Regions from separate parts of the Homo sapiens genome. Here regions 2, 3 and 4 are each linked to region 1. The links are chromatin contacts, found by Hi-C or POLR2A ChIA-PET in ENCODE. All regions are on one chromosome and are shown on one strand. The core of a region is the stretch at or near the end of the contact, and the rest is flanking DNA. Distances in the headings are between cores, read along the strand shown. Region 1 has its middle 71 kb from the start of DUSP6. Region 2 has its middle 18 kb from the start of DUSP6. Region 3 overlaps LOC105378255 (a long non-coding RNA gene). Region 4 has its middle 110 kb from the start of DUSP6.

Region 1 (3,357 bases), core at 251-2,750:
GTAGTACCCAATAAGTAGTTTTCCAACCCTTTCCCCCTCCACTGTTTTTCGAGTCCCCAGTGTCTGTTTTCATTTTTATGCTCATGTGTACTGATTGTTTAGCTCCCTCTTACAAGTTAGAACGTGCGGTATTTGATTTTCTGTTCCTGCATTAATTCACTTAAAATAATGGCCTTCAGCTGCAACCATGATGCTGCAAAGGACATGATTTTATTCTTTTTTATTGCTGCATAGTACTCCATGGTGTATATATAGCACATTTTTAAAAATTCAGTTCACCAGTAATGGGAACCACAACAAAACAAAGATGTCCACTCTTATTCAACATAGTACTGGAAGTCCTAGCCAGAGCAATCTGGCAAGAGAAAGAGATGAAAGACATCCAAATAGGAAAAGAGAAAGTCAATTTATCCCTATTCTCTGGCAATATGATTCTATATCTAAAAAACCCTAAAGATTCCTCCAAAAGACTCCTAGTTGTCACAAACAATTTCAGCAAAGTTCCAGGATACAAAATCACTTTTTTCTTAGAATTAAAAAAGAATTAAGATAAAAAGTGTTTAGGTACTTAGGTCTAAATATTTGTATTTCTTCAAATTGTCTTCCATTCATTAAGGTCCTCATATTCATATATAATGTTAAGTAAAATGCACATACACCATTTTGTTTTTAGTTTTTTTCAACTCAATATCATTTTATGTAAGCATCAGTCAACTAAGAACTTGGGTGACTTTTAGTTTCCTATTTTTAAAATGGAAAGAATAACATCTACCACTTATGATTATTTTGTGGATTAAATTATGTTAACATTGATGAAATCACCCAACAAAATAAACTCAGTGAAATCTGAGTTTAATGTCAGTGTACTGATAGAGCCCACAACATTGTAATTTTTAAAAAGTAATTCCCACATTTTGAGACGGTTTATTTAGCTAGTTCATCATCAGTGTCTAAAAGGGAAATTGCTAAACACAATTAGTGCATTCATAAATTGTATTCCACATGCTTCTGAAAAGGATAAGTAACTAAAATTTGTCACTTCTCTTATTAATTTGTTGATTAAAAACACAAAAACATATTTATACAGTGCTTTGCCATTTGAAAATTTCTTCCATTCACCTATATGAATCTGTTATAAACTTCATAAGGTTGATAGATATTATTATCCACCCTTTATAGATGAGAAAATAATTGAGCTTCAGAAAAGTAAATAACTTGCTCACAGTTTGTGTTACATTTAAGTCTTCGCATTCCAAATGCAGCATTCTTTTCACCATAGCATACAACCTGGACACATTGCTCACAAGAAATAATTGAATTTTGGGGTTCTGTTTATTTTTGTGAGTTTAATAGGTTTTCAAAGACGCTATAACTTTTTTAATGTGTATTTTGTTATTTGCAAACAAAGCTGTATGATTTACCATATGTGAGCCTACTGAATTTTCTGTTATGTAAACTGTCTATTCACATCCTTTGAATAGACAGGAAGTAGAATCTTTCACCACATCCTCTTTAGCCTGCTTCTTTGCCCTTACAACAAACAAAATTCATTCCATCGTGCTCAGCTGACTGACAATAACACTTCAATGAAATAAGCTTGTTGGAAAAGGCCTTTTTCATAAAGGTAAGACATGCAACAAAAGTTATGAGAACCAATTCAACTAGAAACCTTTAGTGTACCCTGAATCCCACAGATAAATGACCCTCAGCGTTCAGCTCTTTGGAAAGCAGGATGTTTCTGTCTGTACATACGCAAAGTCCACCAACTTTAGTCCTATTTCTGACCATTTCAGCACTGTTCTGGATACCAAAACAGGGTTCCCATGTGTCTTTCAGAGAGGGAATTTCCTAGAACAGCAGCTGGCCTCCACTACCCCAGACTGCCCACACTCCCAGGGTTTGTCTAGAGCCCATCTGGCCTTTGAGTTGGGGGGGTCAGAGGGGGTTGGGCAGGGGTATAGTTCCCCAGGGCATTCATTCCATACAGTCTGTCTCAGCGAGGGACTTTTTATTGTTTGCTCCCAACCTGCAAGCCCTGCCAACTTCAGCATTAAAGCAGTTAGGCACAGTGATGTTTCCCAAAGGGAAAAGAAGGAAAAACTTTATCAAGAAAATTGCTCTCTTTTTAAACTCCTGACCTTATTAAACATTGGAGAGAACAAAAACTGCTGACAGTCTTAAATATGTTGAGTACAATAAGCCAAAATTAGTTCTCAGAGCTAAATCTTGGCTGTCTAACTTAAATGATTTAGTCACCATCTTTTGGAAAGGACAATATGAACAACAGAGTTTTCAATAGATCACTGAGACCCAAAAAGAAAGGCGGACTGGAGTGCAGTGGCGCGATCACGGCCCATTGCAGCCTCAACCTCCCAGGCTCAGGTCATCCTCCCACCTCAGCCTACCAGGTCACTGGGACTACAGGTGCACACCACCACACCTGGCTAATTTTTGTATTTTTTGTAGAGAAAAGGTTTCGCCTTGTTGCCCAGGCTGGTCTCAAACTCCTGGGCTCAAGTAACCCACCCTCTTGAGCCTTCCAAAGTGCTGGGATTACAGGTGTGAGCCACTGCACCCAACCCTAAATTATTTCTTAATTGATATTGGTTTACTGCCTTTTACCATGAGCTGATATGCATAATCTTATCTGGCTCTCATAAGAAATTGTCTGGGAAAATATGATTCCTCGCTATTTTTTTTTCCCATGGGGAGTTTTCTAGTTAAAAAACAGAAAACCTGTTAGATAAATTTTAAAAGAGCTGTAACACTTCTCCATTCTTTTAAATGAAAACAACAGAGGTTCAGAAAAAAAGTTAAGATGGTTTTCCTATGGTCACAAACTAGTGGCAGATCAAAGACTGGAAACCAGTCATATTGCTCTTATGTTGGTATTCTACTTCATCTTCTACCTACCAAAGGGAAAAATGTTAAATATATGTGTGAATATGTATCTTGCATCTATAAAACCTCCATCATAGTAGTAGATTATTCTGTATGAGTAGTTTTTTGTCACCTTAACACTTTATTAGCTTTTGCTATTCTCATTTGAATCTCTTTTTTAAATGTTTTGTTTCTCCAGGCCTATTAACACCATTTCAGAATGCTAATATCACCCAATGAAAAACACTCATGTTTTTTAATTAAACAGCTAATTTGATTATAAATCTAACAGCATAGTCGTGATTGATGAATATTATGGTTACATGAGGGTTTTACGTGGTTAATGCGCACTAAGCAAAACATACCCATCATTGCTAATTGAACTAAGCATTAATTATAAAAAATAAAATTTCAGGAATCATTTTTCCATTTAATTGTCATAGTTCTATTTTTAAACTTTTCCCTGTTTTACTTTAA
Region 2 (3,357 bases), core at 363-2,862, 53 kb after region 1:
AGTGAGACCCTGCCCCCTCCCCCTACAAAAAAAAAAGAAAGAAAAAGAGTCTACCAAGTACAGGGCACTGAGCTTTCCATATGCATTTCATTAATATGCACAGTGCTTCTATTTGTTCATGCATTCTACAGATAATTATTGTAGTGCCAGGCACCATCCTAGGTGATAGGTCAACGTTAGTATTTATGAGCTAGGTATTACTGCTCCTATTTTATAGTTGAGAAAACTGAGTTTCAGAGAAGAAAAGTAACTAGCTCAGCATCACAGGGTATTGTTAAGCAAAAATGTCCAACCTATCTGAAAGCCTAGTTTTTAACAACTATGCTACATGAAAAGACACTAAGCCACAAAGATGAAGGCACAGAGTTGAGCCAACATCTATAATAGAATATGAGAAACTATACAATGGCAACAAAGACAAATTGCCTTGGGACCATGTTAAATCAACTCCTAATCTTTTCAAAGAATTCAGAAAGCTTCTGAGAAGAGGTGACTTTTGAGCTAAGACTTGAAGAAAAATTTGTCAAGAACGGTAGTAAACACATCATCACATTTAAAGTGTACAATAACCCTGAAAAAAATAGCATTATGGTTCTTTCACAGAAGAGAAAACTGAGGTCAAGAGAGATGAGGGGCTTGCTCAGAATCAGTCAGTTACTATGGTATATGCCAATGTCCATGCCAAGCATTTCACAGCCATTGGTCTCCTGACAATCCTGACGTTTAGGCAGCACCACCACTAACATTGTTGCCACTTGGTCTTGCCTAGGTCTTGGCAATAGCTTGTGCTTTAGTGGTGAAGCTGAAATATACACCCAATTCAGCCTTACTCCCAGACCCAAAAAGTAGGTTCTGTGAAAGTTTTCTTGCGTATGAATCCAAGTCCTGGGTTCTAAAGGGAAGAGTGACCTTAGGAAAGAAAGAGATAAAATTAATTTATTTAGGCACATGTCAAGAAATTCGCTCAGTCTGACCAGGCACAGTGGCTCACACCTGTAATCCCAACACTTGGGAGGCTGAGGCAGACGAATCACTGGAGCTCAGGAGCTCAAGACCAGCCTGGGCAACACGGCGAAACCCCATTTCAACAAAAAATACAGCCAGGCGTGGTGGCATGCACCTGTTGTCCTGACTACTTAGGGGGCTCAGGAAGGAAGATCAGTTGAGCCTGGGAAGTCAAGGCTGCAGTGAGCCATGTTCACGCCACTGCCCTCCAAGCTAGGTGACATATGGAGACCTTGAAAAAAAAAAAGAAAAGAAAAGAAAAGAAAGAAAGAAAGTGAGAAAGAGAGAGGAAGGAAGGCAGGAAGGAAGGCAGGAAGGAAGGAAGGAAGGAAGGCAGGAAGGAAGGCAGGAAGGAAGGAAGGAATTCCTTCTTCCCACCAAAACAAATCTCCAGTGCACCTAAAATAAAAAAAAAAAAACAACCTAAAAATGCTGATTATCACTTCAAATTAAGGAATAGGCTTCAAAACATTTTTTTAAAACCTCACTTCTCCCCACCCGTCCCTACAGGTTGATTTACGCACACTTCTTAAGCCAAGTCAAAGAACTGGCTTAACTCTAGTTTCCCTTAGAAAGCATGACTCCAGGCTGCCTGAGCTTCCTCTGTCCTTTTGTGACCTCCTGATGACCTGGGAGTTCCACCCACTTTTTAGGGCCTCTCGGAGCCTTGAATCTACACATCAGTGGGATTTAGTTTCCCTTTTGCTTTAATGACTCCTCAGAACCTTACTCATGTAGCAATCTCACCCACTTCCTTTCTTGTTTCTCTGGTCCTTATGGGCTATAGCCCACCTCTCCTTCCCATGCAGGCAGGTTCTCAGGGACAATGGTGATTTATTTATTTACAGTTCTCCTTATATTTTGTTTGGTTAGCTTTTATTTATTTCTTTTTCTCAGGTGGGGGAAAAAGCTAGGTTATGTCTTTGGGTGTCAGCTAGTAATCTTTCACTTTTCTTCCCATGTAACCACCCCCACCCGTTTTTTTTGTTTTGTTTTGTTTTTTGTTTTTTTTGTATAATTATAGGTTTCACCTCATCAGACAGTTAGACTTTAAATTGGTCTATCTTTAGGCTGAAGAAATCATCTTGAAAATTCAGAATCAATACAAGAATCATGGTACTAGATTAGTATCACTAAGACTCAACATCTAAAAATGAAATATTTAAAAATATATACATGTTTTGAAAAGAAAGAAGAGGAACAGAAGAATTGGAAAATGTTTGACTCAACTAGCTCATGCATGTACCTTTCCTATCTGTCCTCCAAGGAGTGAGGGAAAGACTTTGTTAAGAATAACCACCATCAGCAAAACCCCACAATTCTGAAGCTCAACCACACAAAATGCAAAGGGATATTTGGCATAGAGGAAGTGAACTTCACAGAAATTGCATGTGGCCGTGCAAAGAATTCTGCAAATTTAACATATCACAAAGAATGTACTGAACAAATTTTGTTATGAGTTTTCAAAAGCCTCTCACATCTCTCAATGGTCTCCAAAGTAAACACATCTCCCACACTGTAGCATCCATTACTATAGTTTTGAGTTTCTGCTCTGAAATGATGCAATCTTCTACTCAGGACGGCTTCGTAAATATCTTTCCCAAATGATGGAGAAACAGAATTCAACTTCACTTCTTTCATTCCTCAAAGAACATGTCATGCAGGGCTGCACGTTAGTGGCCATCAACCAGGAAATATTTCGTAAACAGAATTTGTACTCCATTTATTCTGAGTTTACTTTTAGAAGCCACTTATCTCTTTTAGAAGAACTTCCCTTGCCAATCACCTTTTGGAAAAGGCCTGGAAGAGACACTCCCTGAGGACGTGCAGAATCCTAGGTCAACAGCATATACAGTGGAAATAAATAACTAAAGTATCTACATCTTAGGATGGTCCCTTTCCTTCCTAAGACAATCAGTCTTTTCAGAGCAATTGAAACACATATGCAGGTGTACACACATGGACGTGGGTGTACACACACACACACACACACACACATTGCAATATCTCCTCTAGTACATTCTTTGATATGTGACCATTACTTCTTCTCTAATAATTGTGATTAAAACTCCCAAAACAAGGAATGTCTTTGGAGATGGAAAGGCCACTAAAATTCATATTGTTCAATGCTCTCATTTTGCAAATGATGATGCTGAGATCCAGTATGTTAAATTTATCCCAAAGAATTTATATGCTCCTAGAATTTTCAGATAAGATTAGAGTTTCTCCTTTTGAGACCTCTTAGCGGAAAGATCAAAGGCTCTGAGGTCAGCCCAGCCCGGTTTCAAATCTCAGCGCTACTGTTTACCACTTGGAGATCCTAGATAATTAATCACTCTAAGCCTCCATTTT
Region 3 (3,357 bases), core at 603-3,102, 55 kb before region 1:
ATATTTCAGACTCAACCTCGACTAAAATTTCTTCTTTTGTATCTTTGTGATGGTTAATTTTATGTGTCAGCTTAACAAGGCTAAAGGATACTCAGAGAGCAGGTAAAACATTATTTCAGGGTGTGTCTGGGAAAGTGTTTCCAGAAGAGATGAGCATTTGAATCAGTAGGCTGAGAAAGGATGCCTTCACCAATGCAGATGAACACCAGCTAGTCCTTTGAGGGCCCTTTTAAGAAGAAAAAAGGCTGAGGAAGGATGAATTCACCTCTTGGCTTAAGCTGGAACTTCCATCTTCTTCTGCCCTCAGACACCAGTACTTCAGGTTCTCAGGCCTTCAGACTTGGACAGAGACTTACATTATTGCCCTCCCTGCCCCCACCACATTCTCAGGCCTTTGGAATCAGTCTGAGACTTACACATTTGGCTCTCCTGGTTCTCAGGCCTTTGGAGTTGGACTAAATTACACCGCTGGCTTTCCTGGCTCTCCACCTGGCAGATGGTATATCATGGAACTTCTAGGCCTCCATAATCACATAAGCCACATTCTATCAAAAATTCTTTTGTTCTGTTTCTCCAGAGAACTGTGATTAATACAAACATATAGTCCTTTTTCTGTGTAGTAATAGGTATGTATTCTTTCATCTGCCCAGCACCCTTCCCTTTTCTGGCACAGACCCACCCATTCCTATTTCCATCTTCCCTCACGCCACTACATGGTTCCCATGAGAACTGCCAATCACAAGAGCCCATCCACTGTGCAGAGAGGCTGCGTGTGACCTGAGCTGGACCTTCCTGAGTATCTGCAAATTGGGACTTACAAAAACGGGACAATCCTTCTCTGATATCAAGGCTTAGGATCTGAGTCTGAGAAGGAGGTAACCTTGTGGAGGAGGTCTGTAGGAAAACATGTCGAAAAGAAGTGAAAGTTAAAAGAGAGAGAGACTGGAAGGCATGTAAGTCTCTGTTTCCAGTGATCCTGCAGACCCAGTTCTCTCCTTTGCTCTTCCCTTTTGCCTGCACTAAAAGGAGACATTTGAGGTTGCATTTCTGTTACTTGTATGAAAAGGGTCCTATTTAATATAGATTCTCTCATTATTCCTTTCATTAAGGTTAGACTACGAAGAGGAAATCCCAGCCTAATTCATTTTTCATTTGATTAGCATATCTGGACCAAAAAAAAAGTTTAGTTCTAAGAAAATCTGAACCATTGGCCAATTGGTAGTAAGAGCTTCCATCACATCAGAGCTTCCATCCAGGCAGATCTTCACATGCAAAAGCTCTCCTTTGCTCTTCTGGCTCCTGAATATAGATGAGCTCACCAACGTGACCTCACTTCAGAGAGCACTCAGATGAAAGGAAGTGTGATGTCGGTGAGTCAAGGGCAGAGGCGAGACACCCGCCTCTCAACTCAAGTTTCCAGGCAGAGAAAACCAAAGAGGGGGGCCAGGTGCAGTGGCTTACGCCAGTAATCACAGCACTTTGGGAGGCTGAGGTGGGAGGATCACTTGAGCCCAAGTAGTTTGAAACCAGCCTAGGCAACATAGTGAGACCCCATCTCTACCAAAAAAAAAAAAAACTGGGACAAGATTCTAAAACCAGCTCACACTTCAGGCTGGTAACTCATGCTTTTGCTGCCTGTGGAAGTTCAGCCTTGAGGCCCTGAAGCTGACTCCACAAACAGCTCAGCTGCTCCCCTACAGTGCTCATTGCTTTATGCTGCAATAACAGCCACTCCTTTCTCTGGTTTGGGTCCAACAAACAATCCTTCCCTTCTCCTCTAATACCAACCTCTCTGTAGTGAGCTCATGTCCTCCCTCTCTCTTCCTCTCCCTCTGACTCATGGTGCTCAAAGCTTTAAGAAATAAAAACCTGTTGGACCAGCCAGACTGGAATCATCAACTTCAAATGGGCCAGCCCTTCCGTGAAAGGGAATCTCACTTTCATTGTTAGCACCAAGGCTCTGAATTACTTAACCTGGTCATGAAAAGCCCCAAACCCAATTCTTTCTTTCACCAGTTAAAAACAATAGTTGTTATATGTCTTTAAAAGGAAAAGAAAATACACCTTTAGTAAAACAAAATTACCCTGGTATTTCCACATCTCAAAAGCGACGTCATTCATGTAGTTTTAAAACTAAGCAATGAAGTGATTCCTTCTTCCCTGTAGTGTTTTTAAACATAGTTTTGTTTTGTTTTTTGGCTTTGGCTATGAAACAAAATATTTTAAGGGAGCCAAATTCAGAAATATAAGAGCCGTCAGCAGAAGGGATTTAAACACAATCATCTTGAAACTTGAAGCACCAAGCATAAAACCTGTATATTTTATTTTTTCAATAAATATTTACAGAATTTATCATAAAGTGGTTTTCCAGTGGAGAAATAAGGATGAGAAATAAAAATGTGTTACCAAATATTTGTGGTATAAAGGAGTCACTGTTGTCCAAACCAAAAAACAATTCGCTAGATCTCTAATCTCTCAGAATTTTTAAATAAAAACCCGGATTTTTAATCACTTTGCTGAAAAATAAAATCTTTATCTTAGGTATCAGGGCAAATAAAAGCATTTTGGGGGGTGGGGGGGGCTGTCTCTGTCCTCTGTAAGCAGGACCTTTAAAATTGAGTTGATATGTTATTACCTCGCTCTCCCAGACCAAAGATGATTTCATCAAACAATTCTTGACAGACTCAGGTGAAGTTTATTTTGCTTCTGACCCAGTGGTGATGTTCCTGTGAGATCTTGGTACATATAGTTCTTATGATAAATATCTTTAGATTTGTGCAGGAGAGCAGAAGAAAAGAATTTGTTGAGGCAAAATTCCTTGATTTGAATTTGAACCTGCACTCATCATTAGGCAGTCTATAAAACAAGGTGCAATCAAATAAATTGAGCATAGCAATATTTTTTCAGCATTATTGTCCTAACTGGCCAGCGAGCTTTGTGGATGGTTTTAAGTGGTTTGGCTGGTCTTTTCTGTAGAGTAGTTATCCATGAAGAGATGATTAGCTTTCAATTACATGTAATGAATGCTCACTTGGGTTTCTTTGCACAACCCCCTTTTCTTCCCCTATATTCAACCTCTGGGATAATGAACTCTCTATAAACTATCCCAGTACTCAACTAAAAAAAATCATGACAAGGAAATACAATCATATGGCTAGCTCTGTTGGTATTTGGTGAGTTCTTGGGAAAATCATTTTCGCTAAATATTATTGAAAATGCCCTGGCATAAAGCTTGTAATTGGATTGTTTGTAACTCAAAGGACAAATGCTTGAAGAGATGGATACCCCATTCCCCATAATGTGGTTATTTTACATTGCATGCCTATATCAAAACATCTTATGTACCCCATAAACATA
Region 4 (3,357 bases), core at 326-2,825, 36 kb before region 1:
TTCTTAGGTAGTCTGGCTAAATGTTTGCCTATTTTGTTTAACTTTTCAAAAAACAACTTTTTGTTTCATTGATCTTTTATACTGTTTTCTTCATTTCAAATTCCTTTATTTCTGCTCTGATCTTTATTATTTATTTTCTTCTACTAATTTTGAATTCAGTTTGCTCTTGCTTTTCTAGTTCTTTAAGATGCATCATTGGGTTGTTTATTTGAATTTTTTCTTATTTTTCAATGTAGGCACTTACAGCTATAAACTTCCCCCTTAGTATTGCTTTTGCTATATCCCATAGATTTTGGTATGTTGGGTTCTTATTATCATTTATTTCAAGACATTTTTCAATTTCCTTCTTAATTTCTTCATTGAGCATCTCCTCCGAGCCACAGGTCACCCAGTCTACATCATTTCTCATCTGTCAATCACACCACCTCTTAGCTCTTGTGTCAGTCTCCAGGACAACCATACTTCAGCCCCATTTCCTTCTGATATGCTCTGCTTAGCCCAGTGATTCTTCTAGGCAGCTAGTTCTCCTAAATTACTACATTGCTCACAAACACTTAATGGCTCCCATTGCCACATAAAATCCAAACTCCTCTGAGTAGTCCATGAAGCCCTCTGTGATCTCATCCTCATCTCTTGCCACATGCTTATGGCATCCTAAGCTAATCACCAAATACATCATGCTGTTTCGTGTCTTCATACCTCTTATCATGCTGCTCTCTCTGCCCAGAAAAGGAACATCCTTCCTCACCTACCTTCCAAAACTGAAAACCTCTTAGTCCTCTTTCAAGAATCTGCTCAAGCCTGACCTCACCAGCTAGACTTGCCACCTTCTTCCTTTCTGCCCCCACTTTTCCTCTTTCTCTTATTTGCCATTGTATCTATCACACTGAATGGCTTTTGTTTATTTCTGCCTTAACTCCTAGACCATGAGCTCTTTGATAGTAGGAATCAAGTCGTGTTTACCTATGAGTTCTTAGTACCATGCCAAATGCCTGGCACATAGTGGGTGCTCTATAAACATTTATTATGTTGATCTTTCCTAATTCTTTTAGGGACTCTTTTGACAAGAACCTCACTTAAAACTAAATCAGCTTGAAAAGACCAATATCAAAAGATTTATTCCTGCTTTAATTGGTTAGAGTATAATTTCACATTCCAGGAACCCCTGAAATATCTTTTTTTTTCATATTTTTTTCTTAGAAAGTCATTTCATTTTGCCAGTTGGAACAAGCCTAGAAGTTTGGTGTTTTGTTTTGAAACTGAAAATTGCTTTAAGAGGCACTTTGTGCACTTGGACGTGGTTGAGAAGAGACCCACAGAGATGATTAAAGGCTGAAAAACAGACTAAGAAAACTGGAAGAGAAAGCTAAAGGCAATTTAGTAATCAACGTCAAGCATATGAAAGGTTGTTATTACCAAGGAGGGTGACAAGCCCATGCTGTTCATACCCTCTAAGGGGAGAGCAACAGGAAATGAGGCAAGTTGCAGCATAGATGACTTCGGTTAGATAAAGAGGAACTTACTTGGCAGAAAACATTGCTACAAACTGAAGGGTCCAACAGGAATGATGCTTGGTCCCTCCTTCTCCAGAGGTATGTAAACAGGAAAAGTTTCCAACTGCCTGGAATGTTCCCTGTGCAATATTGCCTAAACTAGGGAATAGAATTAACAGTTTTGAGGGACAGTCTCCAGAAAAGACATAGATTTTTGGCACCCAGGACACAGGTGACCTGACAAAGTCCTTCCAACTCCAAAAATCTTGGAGAAAGTATTTCAGAGGAACTGAATTCAACAGTCACATCTTTTCACTACACATTTACTAAGCCTCTTTTCGAAGCCACGCCAGGTTAGATACCATCCCAATTACTAAGGCATAGTTTATGCTAATAGAGGAAAGAGCTGATTACCACATATTCTTTAGAGGCCTATCAGGCATCAGCTCTCCGAATTCTGTCTCACTCATACATGTGCACACATATACAACTACAAAGCAACCGCCAAAGCTACTTGCATTTCCTCTGAGTGACACCGACCCCTAGCTGCTCTAACCTCCAAACCTTTGCATGTGGTATTTCCTCTACCTCTAATTCCCTTCCCCCACTTCCTTACTTTGTAAATCCCTTCTTGTCCCTAAAGATACTGCTCAGGCATTACCTCCTCCAAGCTGCCCTCTTGCCACAGCTACTATTCCCTTCACCCCAACTCTAGATTATGATACTCTTTCATGATCCCTGGCTGAAAGCATTAGGAACTGAATCAAAATAATCCAAAAGAGAACTTGTTGGAAGTATAATGTATCAGCAGCTCAATAGCAGATAGAGGAACAAGCTTGCAAATGCCCAAGATTTAGGGGAGTTAAAGCCAAGAACCAGAACCAATAATCCAAAAGAGAACTTGTTGGAAGTATAATGTATCAGCGGCTCAATAGCAGATAGAGGAACAAGCTTGCAAATGCCCAAGATTTAGGGGAGTTAAAACCAAGAACCAGAGGGTATAATTGTCTTATATTTGAAAGCATCAGGACTGGATGTTTCTACCTCACTTCAGTTCAGAATGCCCTGAATATACTCTCTCCATCCTAGTATCAACATCCTAAAAGAGGGTCTCATCGGCCAACCTTGGGTCTCATGACTAGTCTGAACTAGCCTGTGACTGTGCTAGGGTGGGAGAGGAAGATCACTCTTTTCAGTTTGTCTAGTGAGCATTGGTCACTAGAAATTATCATCCCACTTAAATTCACACAAAGGAGGAGAGGTGATTCCCCCCAAAAAGAAATTGTAATAAAATAGGAGAGGCAAGGTAAGCTAAGCAGCTCTCTCTTACGTTCATTACATTGTGGTATGATCCTTGGTTTTCCTGTCTGTGTTCTTAGTAAGTTCATGTGCACTCTGAAGGCAGCAATTGTATCTTTTATTTGTGTCTCATAGACTATTGGGTACAGAATCTGTGATCAATAACCTTTTACAGGTTCTTGGTCAATATTTGTTGAATGATACATGAAGGCTAAGACCATATGTATCCCTGTGTCTGCCAACTTCAAGCTCAGTGCTTTTTCTACCATACCACAAGGTTAGCAGGGATTATGTGCTCAGCCTTAATCCAGTTACCTGTTTCTTAACCTAAGGTATTTGTTGTTATTGGGGTTTTTTTTTTAATAAATTAAGATTGGTATAGTAAGTCTTGGTTACAGCCGGCAAAAAAAACAAGTCTCAAAATATTCACAGAACTGAATCCCAGGATGTGCAAATGCAGTTTTTAAGCATCCATTTACCTTTGAGTGAAACTATGATATCCATCAAACTTCTCAGACAATACTATCCACAAACGTCAATTTTTACCTAGGTAATGGTGACTATA

The links. Hi-C counts contacts between places; a loop is a spot of excess contacts on that map. ChIA-PET counts read pairs that join two places held with the same protein, here RNA polymerase II (POLR2A). Pooled maps may share reads with other maps.
Region 2: a loop to region 1 is called in a map of heart right ventricle, with 2.3 times the contacts of the local background. The contact joins two enhancer-like sites. A Hi-C loop is called at or near these places in 8 of 168 maps with a recorded cell type or tissue (A673, B cell, Right ventricle myocardium superior and 4 more) and 7 of 50 pooled maps. POLR2A ChIA-PET finds 5 or more read pairs at or near these places in 11 of 52 experiments (A673, CD4-positive, alpha-beta T cell, MCF 10A and 7 more).
Region 3: a map of natural killer cell shows a loop between it and region 1 (5-fold over the local background). The contact joins two enhancer-like sites. A Hi-C loop is called at or near these places in 4 of 168 maps with a recorded cell type or tissue (CD4-positive, alpha-beta T cell, naive thymus-derived CD4-positive, alpha-beta T cell and natural killer cell) and 7 of 50 pooled maps. POLR2A ChIA-PET finds 5 or more read pairs at or near these places in 9 of 52 experiments (CD4-positive, alpha-beta T cell, MCF 10A, PC-3 and 6 more).
Region 4: a map of naive thymus-derived CD4-positive, alpha-beta T cell shows a loop between it and region 1 (4-fold over the local background). The contact joins two enhancer-like sites. A Hi-C loop is called at or near these places in 5 of 168 maps with a recorded cell type or tissue (CD4-positive, alpha-beta T cell, CD4-positive, alpha-beta memory T cell, naive thymus-derived CD4-positive, alpha-beta T cell and 1 more) and 9 of 50 pooled maps. POLR2A ChIA-PET finds 5 or more read pairs at or near these places in 14 of 52 experiments (A673, CD4-positive, alpha-beta T cell, CD4-positive, alpha-beta memory T cell and 10 more).

The regions. Positions count from the first base shown.
Region 1 is chr12:89,279,516-89,282,872 of GRCh38, forward strand. It overlaps the pseudogene RNU7-120P. Among named protein-coding and RNA genes, the nearest start is that of DUSP6, 71 kb to the right of the region's middle. Within about 2 kb of position 1,501, at least 6 of the 41 ENCODE cell types and tissues checked have a DNase peak (open chromatin) inside an H3K27ac peak, as active enhancers do; they include A673 and heart right ventricle, where a contact is called at or near this core.
Region 2 is chr12:89,332,384-89,335,740 of GRCh38, forward strand. No RefSeq gene overlaps it. Among named protein-coding and RNA genes, the nearest start is that of DUSP6, 18 kb to the right of the region's middle. Within about 2 kb of position 1,613, at least 5 of the 41 ENCODE cell types and tissues checked have a DNase peak (open chromatin) inside an H3K27ac peak, as active enhancers do; they include A673 and heart right ventricle, where a contact is called at or near this core.
Region 3 is chr12:89,224,184-89,227,540 of GRCh38, forward strand. The region is part of intron 1 of LOC105378255 (a long non-coding RNA gene); the gene reads left to right. Among named protein-coding and RNA genes, the nearest start is that of DUSP6, 130 kb to the right of the region's middle. Within about 2 kb of position 1,853, at least 5 of the 41 ENCODE cell types and tissues checked have a DNase peak (open chromatin) inside an H3K27ac peak, as active enhancers do.
Region 4 is chr12:89,243,281-89,246,637 of GRCh38, forward strand. No RefSeq gene overlaps it. Among named protein-coding and RNA genes, the nearest start is that of DUSP6, 110 kb to the right of the region's middle. Within about 2 kb of position 1,576, at least 3 of the 41 ENCODE cell types and tissues checked have a DNase peak (open chromatin) inside an H3K27ac peak, as active enhancers do; they include A673, where a contact is called at or near this core.